Regions from separate parts of the Homo sapiens genome. Here regions 2 and 3 are each linked to region 1. The links are chromatin contacts, found by Hi-C or POLR2A ChIA-PET in ENCODE. All regions are on one chromosome and are shown on one strand. Each heading gives the region's core, a stretch centred on a gene start or an enhancer-like site at or near the end of the contact. The rest is flanking DNA. Distances are from core to core; before and after follow the strand shown. Region 1 holds the start of ASAH2B (N-acylsphingosine amidohydrolase 2B). Region 2 overlaps SGMS1 (sphingomyelin synthase 1). Region 3 overlaps SGMS1 (sphingomyelin synthase 1).

Region 1 (4,556 bases), core at 1,514-4,013:
TCTCAAGTGATGGTGATTTATAATGTCTAGAATAAAGTATACTTAGAAGCCAAATTAAAACTGTATTTTATCATATTCGTATAAGCTTACTAAAGTATTACTAAATACTCCTGTTTGCATCTTAATCATCTCCAAACTTTTTTCTCCTACTATGGCATCTTTTCATATCTGCATGAACCAAATGTGGCTTTTGAAATAGGAAATTTTGGATGGAATAATAATCCACTATGAAGGAGTCATATAGTTAATGTAAGGAGAAGGGCTGACTTACAAGATGAGACCTAAATATATTTTTAAATTCTTAAACACTACTATACTTTCTCCTTAATGTACCCACAACATATGTCTCAGATTTCAATAGTCCTTGGAGACACATTTTCCTCAAATACCTGAATAAAAAGACAAACCTACAATCTTGCTTTATTATATATAAGAACTTAATAATTTACCAAGTATTCAAAGATATCCAGGAACATTTATCTTCTTCAAAATATTTCCTGATTTTAACTTGCTATTCCATTTCTCATCTGGATCCAGATCAGAACCTTTACCTACTTTTCTGCAGGTTACTCACTTCTGGCTTTCTTCGTGCTTGTGTGGCTCTTTTTTAAACACTTCACACTGAGTTGTGGACACCTATCCCTTCTTTTTTCAAAAGGTCTTTTTTCCCTTCTTTTTTCAGGAGGCAAGGAAGGGGGAGGCAGTAGGAAGGACTGAACAGAGAGGAAGAAGTGCGAAATACTCATTTGGAACAATGGGAGATTGAATAGACCGGAAAAAGAATGATTAAAGTGAGGACTGCTGGCATGGTCCTGTTTTCTTCCAGCCATGTTTAGTTGCATCGTTGTGGCATGGAATAGATGGAGAGCTGAGTTTATCCAGGGCTCCCATCTTACTAAGCAGATAGGAGGTGACAGGGAGGTGGGTGAGTTGAGGAGGTGTGCAAGGGACCAATGAGAATGGTTGGCCATGGAGTTTAAGCTCGCTCACTAGAGAGGGAAAAGTCATAAAGGAAGGAAGAAACAGTGAAAAGGTAGTAAGATCTGGATTGGAGGTACTGGTAAGGTTGCAAGAATTTTGTTTCAGGGCAGTATAGGGAGTAACCTGGATAGCTAGGAGGTGGTGGTCAGAGTGGGCTACTGTGGGGTTTGCAGTCCTTGGACCTGACAAGGTCTAAGGTCTGATCATGGAGGGAGGGGGAAGCTGAGGTAGGGCAGAGGACAGGAGTGGGCTTCATGAGATCAAAAGGATGTTGGAAGGATTATCTACCCGGATACTGACATCTCCATGAAGTAAGAGGCATAGTGTGAAGAAGTTACAACATCCTAAGCTCTTCACAGATAAGGGAAGCATGCACCACGTGGGTAGCCTCTCTTGTTTAGCACCCAGTATATAGCCTATGCAGAGTGAATACCTGGGGGCTGCTGGGGGCGAAAACAAGGTCACTGTGACAGGACCTGAAGCCTGGGGGTCTCGGTGACAGGAGTGGGCCTAGTTTTTTGGTGTAGAATTGAGCCTTGAGTGCACTGGTGGGATCTTATTGAAAGGAACCCCTCCAAGACTAGAAGAAGATGCATCCTCTGACAATGTAGGCTCTGTAGGCGTCCCAAGTACCTGGGCTGTGGGTTAGATGGACTCCAAGGCATTTCCTCAGGTGGCAATGGGCCGATCCCTGGGAAGGCAAAGCTGTGCAGGAAGAAAATGGCAAGATGCTACCTTCCCTCAGGGAAAGCCCCTTTCCCGGGAGCAGGGAAGGCGAGGCAGTTTAGGCTGGGTCAGTTTGTCCCTGCCATCAGAGTCTGTTGGTCCTGGAAAAAGAGGGCCTTATTTTATTTATTTATTTTTCTTTGAGACAGTGTCTTGCTCTGTCGCCCAGGCTGGAGTGCAGTGGCTCGATCTCAGCTCACTGCAACCTCCGCCTCCAAGGCTCAAGCGATCGTTCCGCCTCAGCCTCCAGAGTAGCTGGGACCACAGGGACCACAGGCGCCCGCCACGACGCTGGCATTGATTGATTGATTGATTGATTGAGAGAGAGGTAGCCTCCCTGTGTTGCCCAGGCTGGTCTTGAACTGCTGGGCTCAAGCAATCCTCCTGCCTTGGACTCCCAAAATACTGGGATTACAGGCGTGAGCCACCGTGCCTGGCTAATTTTCTTCCTTTCTTTTTTTTCCTGCGAGACGGTGGGCGGGGGTATCTCCCTAAGTTGCCCAGGCTGGTCTTGAACTCCTGGGCTCAAGCGATCCTCCCGCCTCAGCCTCCCAAAGGGCTGGGATTACAGGCATGAGCCACCGCTTCCTGCCAAAAGAGGGCTTTAGGGCACCCCCAGAACCTGAGATCTCCCTCATCTGTCATCTTTAAAGAGAAGGAAGTCGACTCCCAGTCGAGCCATAGTCCATTTGTCCCGGGCACGGTGACTCCGGGGTGGCCAGGACCAAATGTGTCTCCTTCTGGCTTTTGCACCGCACCAACTAATCCGCGGCAGGCCGCACAGCTGCCCTGGCCTTCGCGGAGGACTAAGGCGAGGGCGGTGTACGCTGCTCCGGAGTCCCACCGCGGGAGTTGAGGCAGCGGATTCCGAGGGCAGGGTGGGGCGGAATCGGGAGGGATGCGGACCCGGTGGAACGCACTGCGCAGACGGCGCCGGCGCCCGCACACAGCTGTTGACTAGTCTTCCAGCTCTCCCCTGGAAGTCGTCCAGGCGCCGGTCTCTTTTTTCTGCCTTTTTGTTTCCCTCCCCGCGAGTCGGCGCGACGGTGAATTTCCGTTTCCGGCGGTGTGGAAGCGGACCTGAGGAGTCGCAATTGTGAACAGGTTCGGTGCTGCGGCTGGGGTAGGCGGCAGTGGGGTCCCTGGCTCTGGGGCACTGGGAAGATCGCGAGTCGTGCGCGTGGGAAGGTCCTTCCCTGGTCCTCCGGGTTATCTTTGCTCCCCAGGAGCAGCATATTTCACCTTTAACGGAGGCGTGCCCGGGAGTCGTTGGGAGAGGGAACGGGGTGAATCCCTGCAGAGAGCCTGACGGGGAGGGAAGGTGTCCGGGAGACGTCGTTTCCTGGCGACGTGGTCCCAGCAGGCGACTCGGACCTGAGCCGAATCTGTTGACCCCAAATTGTGCTTTTCCCACCAAGAGCAAAAGAAAGAGAAACATTAGTACAGCTTCGGAACTAAAATATAGTAGAGAAGCAACATAACCTCGGAAATCCCACAGCTATTCAGTTTCAAAGCGTTCCTAGTGCCCAGCTCTCCTAACTCCCAGCCGGTGTTCCTTGACGTTATGGTGATATATAAAGACTTTCTGTTTCCGCTCGTGTTGTGTGTCTGTGGGAAGCCTCTGACTCACTTCTGTGCTCCAGTAGCACCCTGTGCAGCCTTGCAGTGTATCCCTTATTGCACGGAAGGTACTAGTTTGGATTTCCTCTGCAAGTCAGATCATAGCTATATCCATTCACTGGCACAGTGGCTAGCACATCATAGATAGACCAAACATTTATTAAACGGAATTAATACAGGACCTTAATTGAATGAAATGGCACCCTTTCCCGCTTTTTTTCAATCAAGCTGTCAGATTTTATGCAGCCTGATATTCTTAAAAAACTCACTAATTCAGTGATTACCAATTTATTGGCCACAGATTCCCAGGTACCTCAGAAATCACTGGAAGGGTCTCTGTAAGTCCATGGGGTCTCCAGGCATCATTTAGAACCAGTCATATCTCACACATACAGATACTGCTGTTTTTCAAATGTGTGTAGATGAGTTATAATTCAGGAGTTTTACAGAGGTGACAGGTACTAAAAGTAATACTGCGATCCTATTGGAAGTTCATAAAAACGTTTTAAATTTTTTATTACAATTTAAGTTTAAGTTAGGAAACCACTTCATTAGTCCAGTTGATACCTAGGTCTGAGCTGTCCAGTATGGTAGCGACATGTGACTGTTTAGAGTTAGAATGAAATTAATTAAAAATTCATTTTTTCAGTTTCTTTAAGAACATTTGTTTAGGGCCACAGGTTTCCAGGCTTAAGGGTGGGGCCTTTGCCAGGGAACCACTCTCTTCTACCCAGTATTTTCCTGTCTCCTGTCCATATCACAGGGATATACTCCGGCAAGTATTGCTATTAATTACTTCATTCATTCAACAGATGTATTGTGACAGATACTGTGCTAGCCACTTTCTGGGGCATAATGATGAAAAGAATCTGTCCCTTCCCTCAAGATCACTGGAAGCCGGGGGTCTAGTAGGAAGACAGAAAAGAGAACAGATGATTACATTTTCATGAAAGGCATGCACAAGGTGTTATAAAAATAAAGAGAAAGAGCACCAGCCCAGACTGGGTATTTGAGTACTGGGACTGTTCAGGAAGATGTAACATCTGTATGAGTTCTTGACAACAAGTGAGAGTTAAGCAAATAAAAAGTAAGAATGTATCCTATATAGAAGAAACGATATATGCAAAGGTCCAGAGGGCAGGCACATTGATGGACCACAATTAGTTGAGTAGCATGGAGTAAGTATGCGGAGGGTGATGGTAAGGAGATGGTAGCCAGAGTGGGAGACA
Region 2 (4,482 bases), core at 910-3,409, 310 kb before region 1:
ACACACACACACACACACACACACATACTCTTTTCTCATGACTTCAATTACTTGTTTATGTCCTGGTTAGTTTCTTAAATCTCTCAAGAATTTTAAAAGATCTATTCTTTCTTGAGCATTTGGAACTATTTTATTTCTTCCCCAAATAAGAAAAATTAAGAACAATTGAAGCTATTCAGGGTCATTCATTTAAAGTATAACATAGATTCCAAAATGACACCCAACTAAGAATAAATTAAAGGCTTGGTATCAAAGACCCTCTATTTTCTTTTTCTAGCCCTAATTAGCAGTATTATCTTCTTTTCATTCTACTAAACTATAGTTCTAGCCTTTTCCCAAAACATGATCTTCCTCTACCATCTCTGTTCAGACTGTTCCTTTCTGCTCAAACTGTTCCTTCTACCTAGAGTGTCCCCTAAGCACTCCTCCCAACTCTGTTCAAAGGTCTCATCCAGATAACTGAATGAGTGCACCATGATGTTACCAAAGATGTTCATTACAGCACACTTTACAAAAATGAAAAGTTGAAAACAAAAATGTCCAGTAATATGCAACATTATAGACTACGTACACATGGAATGCTATATATTATGTATACATCTACAATTATGTAGATGTATATTTATTGCTGTGGCATCATCTTACTATATTGTCAACTGAAGCCGATTTCAAAACAATAGTAATAACCAGACCCATTTTAGAGGGAAAATAAAGCATGTATCTAATCTCGGCATAGAAAAGTATGGCAGAATACAAAAAAAAAAAAAAGCAATGTTAATTGTTAGCATTTTCACTGCCATGCAAAATAGTTTTGCAAATGCAAAATAGTTTTTGCATTCTAAAGTTCTATCCAATTAGCAATGTTAACTTTTATAGTTTCATAAAAGGTACTTTAATAAAAAGGCATTAATCATTAAATATCTAATCCACATATCATCTGCTCCTGAATCTCATCCCTGATCTAGCCCACTCCTCTTGCCACCCAGGTAATTTCTCTTTCTCTTCTGTTTTCTGAGTATTTTATATGTCTTTTATAATACCTACCACATTCAGTTTGAAATTATAGTTTTCTCTTTTCAGGTTTGATTATCAATTCCTAAAGTGCAATAAGTCTGTCTTATTTGTACTGAAATGTATCGTCAAAAGCAACGAGTCCCAAGTATCTAGTAAACATATTTTTGTTTATATCAACAAACATGAGTTTGTTGATATGAACATAATGCAACGCTATAAAATTTGCGCATCTAAAGACTATACACATAGCATCTCTCTAATGAAGAAATCTTCTATACAAGGGATGTTTGGAAACCACATAAGGCCCATTCTGTTAAGAGAGATGATAATATAAGTCAGAATGTTATATCTATAATAAAATTTCTGTATTAAATTATTATTTCCATGTTTGCTTTCAAAGTACAAAGACACACTTATTTAAATTAAGCCAAAGGTAATTATTTCATAATCCAAAGGCAAGTCTCTCAGATTTTAACCACGAGCTTCCTCTTGAAATGAACACAGATTACTTTTGCAGTAATCCAAGTCCATCCCTGACTCAGCGGGAACTATAAATACCTTTTGTTTTAAGAGGAAATCGGGGAAATGAATGTTTTACAATTATGTAAGTCTGATTCAAAGAACTGACACAAGCAAATGTTTTGAAATATCCAAGGCATTTTTGTAAGGTTCAATAAAAAATGTGTTTTGAGAACTAGGTGGGTGAGATTTAAAGTAAAAACAACAAACACAATCTTAGCTGTTACTTAGCAATTTCAGGGTTCGATTGCTTCCTTCTAAAGGGCAAGTTAGAAAACTGAAGAAGTTGCTTCTAGAAGAAACATTGAGATGTCTGATCTGGTTTCGTTTTTTTCCTCCATTTCACTCCCTAAGATTTTAATCAAGCCAAGATGAACCTTAAACTGCCCAGGTTTTGTTTTGTTTTTACTCTCTCCCTAGAGGCAATTGGGTTTCCATTAAAACTTAATTTTGAATCAAAAGCAAAGCTGCATGGAATGCTTAGTTGGGAGGAATCCTGACTACTTGTCTCTGTAGCACCACTACCTGAAGGAATTTAAGATTTGAAGGAATATGGGGAAGGGAGAGAAGGAAGTTCAATAGGCAGTGAGCAGAATGACTGATCGCCAATACTAGCACTTGGAGATCAGTTTAACAGCCAGAATAGGCAAGCGATGCCAGGGGTCAGTTATGAAGCTGAGTCAACAACTCAAGAAACTGTTCTAAATTCTAAATTGGTTTTGGCATCTATTTTCAATTCCAGAAACAATATGAGCATGACAACTTGAGTTACAGCAAGCACTGACTCAAAACCAAACCTTGTTTTTATTCATCAAATGAAACTCTTACCACCACGGCTGAGGCAGATAATTAAAGAATTGTGGCTTAGAAATGTCTTCACAACAGGAAACCTACAATTAGTGGTGTATTAGAGCCAACTTATACCAGGCCACTAGAACCAATTGTTAAATTCTCAAAATTTTTAGCAAGCTGGTTGTTAAACACAGTCATTATTAAAAGTTAAATTATATAAACAAAATTAAAATAAATCATACTAAAAACAAAGGTAATAAATACTCAAATCTCATCACTTCCTATTATTTTACTGTTAAGCATGCTCTTGAGGTGATTTGTAACTACTGTATCTGGTTGGTAGAAACTATATAATGCTGTGCTACTACATAAGACTTCCCAGCCTCGCTTTCAGTGACTTTTGCTGGTAGTTTAAAATGAGCCAGCCACAGCAGTGGTACTTACACAATGGAAACCTGCAAACATGACAACCCCTCCTTCTGACATTGCCAGCTTGTTAACATCTACCTGCAGATACTACCTATAATGTTAATCACCACAGCTTGGCAATAGGTAAGGAACTTGAGCTGGCCAATCTTTTGAGATAGAATAAAGGCCTATAGATTATAAATCATGACACAAATATAAGGAAGAAAAGTAAATATGATTTATTGTGCCAGTAACTATACTGTGCCAGTCATAGCACAAAGTACTTTCCACAAACTTTAATTTTATGAGAGATAGTATCAAATCCAATATACAGATGAGTTGACTAAGGTTCTGAGAGGTTGAGTAACTACTAAAAAGCACAAGAGCAAGAGTGAGGCCTAGGATTGTCTGACTCAAAAATATATGATCTTTCCACTAAGCTACCCCACTTACTAACATTATTGTTATCACAGTGAAACCAAAATCAACCATATGTAACTGTCAGATAATTAGCAAACATTAATAGCCTCTGATGTACATAAAAGTAGCATACATGAAGAGGGATATGGAGAAGATGTAGACAAAGAACTCAATTTTAATCATATTCACCAAATTTGTTCATATTTACTTCAAAATATGCCCACAGAAAAAAATACGTGAGTGAGAAATGGAGCCCAAGGAAACCACTAGGACCAAAAATATCTGCATATCCTAAGGGTTATTCCAAGCTTAATTTAAATGCTGACCATGTGCAGGGAATTCTCTTAATTCTTCAAATACTTATGCTCTGTCCACCAAATTGACACACTCAACTTAAAATGACACACCCTATCAAGAAAGAAGTACGCAAAATAAGATTTATCAAAGTTAGCATCAATTGTTTGACGTGTTTGGATATTTACTTTATAAAATAGTTTCTCTTTTGCACTCAAGTTAGTTGATTGTGCTATCCTTTTACCATGGTTCCTTAAAGAAAATTTACCCAGTAGTTAAAAGAATTCCAAAAGGCCAAGAACATTAACTTACGGATTATTTAAAAACATTCTGGTCATCTTGGCTTCCTATAAGCTACCAGCTTCTCCCATTGTTCCAGTACAGTTCCATCACCTGTCATAAGCAGAAAGAATCTAATTAGTTACATGTCTCAGAAAGGCCATTTCTTGATTTCCACTAGTTAGTCTCTTCTTCACACACAAGACATAGAAAAGTCCAGTCATCTCTTCTCTTTTTTACCAAAAACAAAAAGGAAAGAGAAAATAGCAACACAGAAAATTACCTTAAGAGAAAAAAAATTTTAAGAGCAGTATTTCCACTATGAAGGATTGGGGTGGTGAACCCTTAAAATTTTGCCCTCCATTATGTTTTCAGGAAGAGATACCTAGTCTGTTTCCCAGGCGGCAACAGTATTAGAGTAACCCACCTTCTCTCTCCATCTCTCCTCCCTAACCCCTTCTTACCTCTCCTCAAAAGTGAAGGATTAATTTGCCTGGAAGGACTAAACGAGACACCAAATGATTTCTTGGCCCTGCTCTGAGCCAGGCAACAAAGGCCTCCCTCCAGTCACACACGCTTTGATCCAACAAAGGCATTATACCAGAACTATGGACACCTAATGCTTAATGATCAGAATTGCTACATTGTCCACATGTCCAGTTCAACAACTACTGGAGGATTCATATAATTCACAGAATAATAAAATATGGCCAGCAAAGGGCCTTCCTTTTTCCAAGAAGAAGTCATTCAGAACAA
Region 3 (4,227 bases), core at 1,411-3,910, 340 kb before region 1:
CAGTTGGAGCACCCAGTTGGAAACCCCATTTGCCATTCAATTACCCATAACTGTCAATAGTGTTGATTTTACAATGTGTGGTTTTGAAATAGATCTGCACAAATTCTGGTGCCAGGCACCAAGAAATGGAAATCAAAATAAATCTGAGGTTATATGAAATAAATATGCAATAGCAAAAACAAGTTTTTTAAATAACTGCCTTTGCCTTTTGTTTTAATTCATCTAACTTAATTTCAGGGGCAGAAAAACAAGTCAAGTTTACAATGACTTTCAGGCTGTTAGACCCTAATACTCTAAGTTGTTTTTTTCCAGGATTTTGCTTTTCATTCAACAACAAATTGTTTAGCAACTAATAACTGGTCTGAATTCTTTCTGCCTATCTAAAAAGTAAAAATATGGAAGTTGATGACTATGATTAAGCTTTTTAAAGTAATGAACCAGATTAACAAATCACTATACCATCACGAACTAATCATCATATACAGAATAATTTCATAATCTGCCCACTCCTTTTTGCTTTTACATAACAGGAAGAGCTTGGCAGGAGATCTCTGGCAATACTTTGCGTGAGCTCACATCTAACAAGCTTGTCCCTTTAACAAGAGCAACATCAAGCCCCTGAGGGTGATAAATCAATTTCCTGCCCTCTCTGATCATACTGATTTTGTGTGTGTGTGATTAGACACCTCCCCAAGAAAAAAAACACCTTCATGGTCGCTGTTATGATTAGTATATTGAATGTTTACAATTCTAGGTGCAACTCATAGTAAAAATCAAATCACACGAGTTGTTGGGATCCCTGTAATAAATAGCTCCTTCAAGCTATTAAGGAGCAGGTGTAGCATTTGACTACAGTTAAAGTGCTCTTAAACAATTCTACTTGACTCTCACACTGGATTAGTTACCCCTCACTCAGACATACTGATGCATGTGGATGATTAAGCAACTGCCCGCTGTCATTAGTATTAGCCAACCTAAGCTTGGCAACTCTGCTCCCATTAGTCAATATGCAATGCTTACCAAGACTCACTGTATTTGTCTCCAAACCTGCTTGTTTCCATTATTACATAATTTAAATAAATATTGAGTAATCAATGAAACTGGAGTCTGGAAAGAAAGTGAGCTGTTATTTCCACAAAACTAAATTGAATGCTTTAGAAAGACTTGATAAAGGTAAACAGTCTTACCAAAAGATTGCTGCAAAATTAGAGGTGGTTGAGACAACTTTAATATTCTTACGAGGAAAATGTAACTTAAAATGTGGAAGGATTCAGTATTGGGCTGCTTTGAAGTTTTGATGTTCCGGCATCACTTTAAAGAAATAAAGACTGGACATCGATGAAGGATTATGGGTGGGGCTTGTGCAGGAAAGACAAGAAATGGCACAAATCAGAGGACCCATATTCAAAAGAAAATTCCTTGACACTACATAAAACATTGAGAAATCCTAAACATTTCTGTTTCTAAAGTTAATAAAATGTTTATGGTGGGTATGTATACTGCTGAAAAAGTTATTTCCACCCTTAACCGATTCATCATTCATCTGAGGATCCCAATTCTACTGAAAGAGGAACTAAACCAAGGTCTGGACCCTCCAGTGCATTTCCTCCCTTTCCATGATGAAAAACGTTAACAAAACCAGAAGGGGAAAAGTTAGCCTTTGGTGAAATCTTGCCCTCCTTTTAGTGGCTGTCTCCTCAGGAGTCTTTGCTTCTCTGAGCCCTCAGGGTGGGGCTCCCAGTCCCACCCCTCTAGAGGTCCAAGCTTAAAGACTACCTCTTCTCCTCTCTTTACTTCCCACGTGCAGCCCCCATTATCTTAAGTCCAGGTATTCTCAGCTAGGAGTTGAGCAAAGCAAGGCAAAAGTCAACCCACACAGTAAGGTACATTTCTCTTCCCTAGGATGTTTTGCATTTCAGAAGGTCTATGTTCCACAACTGTAAATGCCTCCAGTTCAAGAGTATACAAAAGAGAAGTGAAAAAATTCAGGACCGTGGAAGGGGGGATATTTTGGAACTAGAGAGAGGAAGGAACATGTTAATCTTAAGACGAATTAGTTACAAATAGAAAGAATTAGACTAACTCCATCTGTTTTTGTTTGTTTGTTTGAGGAAGTGTTGACCTTTCCAAGCCAGTTTCCCTGTCTATAAAAATATGGATACCATCACCTGACTCACAGGATTAAATGAGATAATGAGCTGCAGAGTACCTAGTAGAGTCTAGGCACACAGCAGGTGCTCACCAATCATGGCTGCTTTTAGCAGTCTGTCTTCTCACATCCATCCCCACCCCACCCACAAGTGGCATTATTTTTCACATCTTCCTTCCCCCAATTTCTATACCCAAAGATTCTTTTAAAAGTAGCTAGGTCCCCTCCCCTCAATGCATCCCAACAGCGGCAGCCTCCAGTGTTCTGTTAAAAAGAAAGCTGTGTGGTGAACCGGCGGTGTTACTTGAAGATAAGCACTCCACCCTTCTGCACACTCTCAGGAGCTCAAGTACGGGACACTCAAAATGTGAATATCCGTTGGTTGATTTGTACTATCAAATTTACTCAAAATTAATGTGCAGTAAGATCAAAAGCAAAAAAAAAATGCTTCTTCTCTTTGCATGAGTACTCCCAACCCATTCTCTTCAAATGAATCATCATCTAAGATCTCTGATGTAGTTGCTAGATTTAGAGAACTTGTACATTCTTTGCAAATGGCAGATAACTGCCCTTGAGGAGATGGTTAGCAGCACTCTTAGACAGAGGACTCACTCAGTGTAGGGCACTCTGCAGGACCAGGTAGGATAGATACGTGGTCTCTGTGGGTGTCTAAGTTGTCACTCCCCAGTTCAAGGATCTAGAACCTCAAATCATACACATGCACAATAAAGCAAGATGAAGATGTTAAAGAGGACAGAAGAAACCAAGTATGGTTAGCTGGTCTTAGAAAGGAGACAGGCATGACACCAAAGCAGAGGAGAAGGCGTGCAAGGCAGATAAAGTCAGTTTGCTTTAGCAACATCCTGGCTACACACACAACTGATCACAGCTCACTCTCTCGCCGAGAGAGAAAATGCCTATGTTTAAAAGTTCTGAAGAACAAAGTGTCTGGGTTTATTTAGATGTCCACATCTCTTTGCCTCTGTGCATCTGAGTTATCTCTTCTGGATAAGCATCAGTTGCTATATATTGCTTTGGTTTTTCCTTTAGAAGACAAACACAAGTTGAGGAAGCTGCCTTTCCCGTTTGCCAATGATGATAAAATGCAACAGCTGTTACTTAAGCAACCATTTAGGTTTCAGAGGTATTGAAGATAAATCTGTTATTTCTTCTAAAGAAAAGCTTTTTCCTCTTGAGGTGTTAATTACTGATTTTAAATAAGTCACTAAAATCAAGTAAGTTATGTGACCTACGAAGGGCTGATGGTGACAGAATCTGCCTGAAATAGGTAGAGTGGCACCTAAGAACTCTGCCTCTAAGCCATTTCGCCGCTCTTCAGCATGTGACTTGGGAATGCCTTCTACTTATAGATACATTTCAAAAGGCTACACACAGAAAGTTTTCCGTCCCTGACTTTGTACTCTGGTGTGCTAAGATTTTAGTATATAGTTAATATCATTCTGCAAATTTTTTCTCTCAGTAATAAAGTGAGGCAGACAAGTTTGGTGGTTATTTTTCCACTCTCTCGGAGCTTCTTAAAAAGTAGAGGTCTTCAGAAAACAGTAATTATTCACGTGCAATGACAAAAAATAAATAAGCACACCATATAAAAACAATCAGGCTCTAAACAGATGTATAAATGCAGGGAGTAGACATCTAAAATACTTTCAGGAACTATCAGATGACTTCAAAATATGATCATATCATCAGATTTTGAAATATTAAATAATGAAATGAAATTATCCTAACCTTTAAAAAATATTAGCTTTTAATCCAAACTGGTTTATAAAGGCAATAAAATAATATTTTAAAAATTATTTTAATAGTACAGAGTTACTTAATCCAAAAGAATTGCAGAACGTTTGTAAGCAATTTGAAGCTAACAATACCGGTGTTGTAAGTTGGGATGTGATGTCATAAGTGAGAACTTTTCAGTGTTACTTCTCATGGGGGGAGGTTCTGGTAAGTTTTTGCTATATTTTGGTAGCAAGTCTTCTGAGAAATCAATGCATATTCAGTTCTCAATCAAACCAAGCCAAGAATAACAATTACTATCAAGCCACCACATGAAGAAATTA

What was found. Hi-C counts contacts between places; a loop is a spot of excess contacts on that map. ChIA-PET counts read pairs that join two places held with the same protein, here RNA polymerase II (POLR2A). Pooled maps may share reads with other maps.
Region 2: a loop to region 1 is called in a map of naive thymus-derived CD4-positive, alpha-beta T cell, with 2.5 times the contacts of the local background. The contact joins the enhancer-like site here to the promoter of ASAH2B in region 1. A Hi-C loop is called at or near these places in 1 of 168 maps with a recorded cell type or tissue (naive thymus-derived CD4-positive, alpha-beta T cell) and 2 of 50 pooled maps. POLR2A ChIA-PET finds 5 or more read pairs at or near these places in 1 of 52 experiments (BJ).
Region 3: a pooled map shows a loop between it and region 1 (6-fold over the local background). The contact joins the enhancer-like site here to the promoter of ASAH2B in region 1. A Hi-C loop is called at or near these places in 1 of 37 single-sample maps with no recorded cell type and 3 of 50 pooled maps. POLR2A ChIA-PET finds 5 or more read pairs at or near these places in 2 of 52 experiments (AG04450 and WTC11).

What each region holds. Positions count from the first base shown.
Region 1 is chr10:50,737,173-50,741,728 of GRCh38, forward strand. It overlaps ASAH2B (N-acylsphingosine amidohydrolase 2B), which reads left to right and starts at 2,764. Exons shown (of 6, transcript NM_001321958.2): 1 at 2,764-2,811.
Region 2 is chr10:50,429,717-50,434,198 of GRCh38, forward strand. It overlaps SGMS1 (sphingomyelin synthase 1), which reads right to left. Exons shown (of 11, transcript NM_147156.4): 6 at 3,760-3,840. Among named protein-coding and RNA genes, the nearest start is that of ASAH2, 180 kb to the left of the region's middle. RefSeq lists an enhancer at 2,131-2,350. Within about 2 kb of position 2,160, at least 7 of the 41 ENCODE cell types and tissues checked have a DNase peak (open chromatin) inside an H3K27ac peak, as active enhancers do.
Region 3 is chr10:50,394,476-50,398,702 of GRCh38, forward strand. All of the region lies in intron 6 of SGMS1 (sphingomyelin synthase 1), which reads right to left. Among named protein-coding and RNA genes, the nearest start is that of ASAH2, 150 kb to the left of the region's middle. Within about 2 kb of position 2,661, at least 3 of the 41 ENCODE cell types and tissues checked have a DNase peak (open chromatin) inside an H3K27ac peak, as active enhancers do.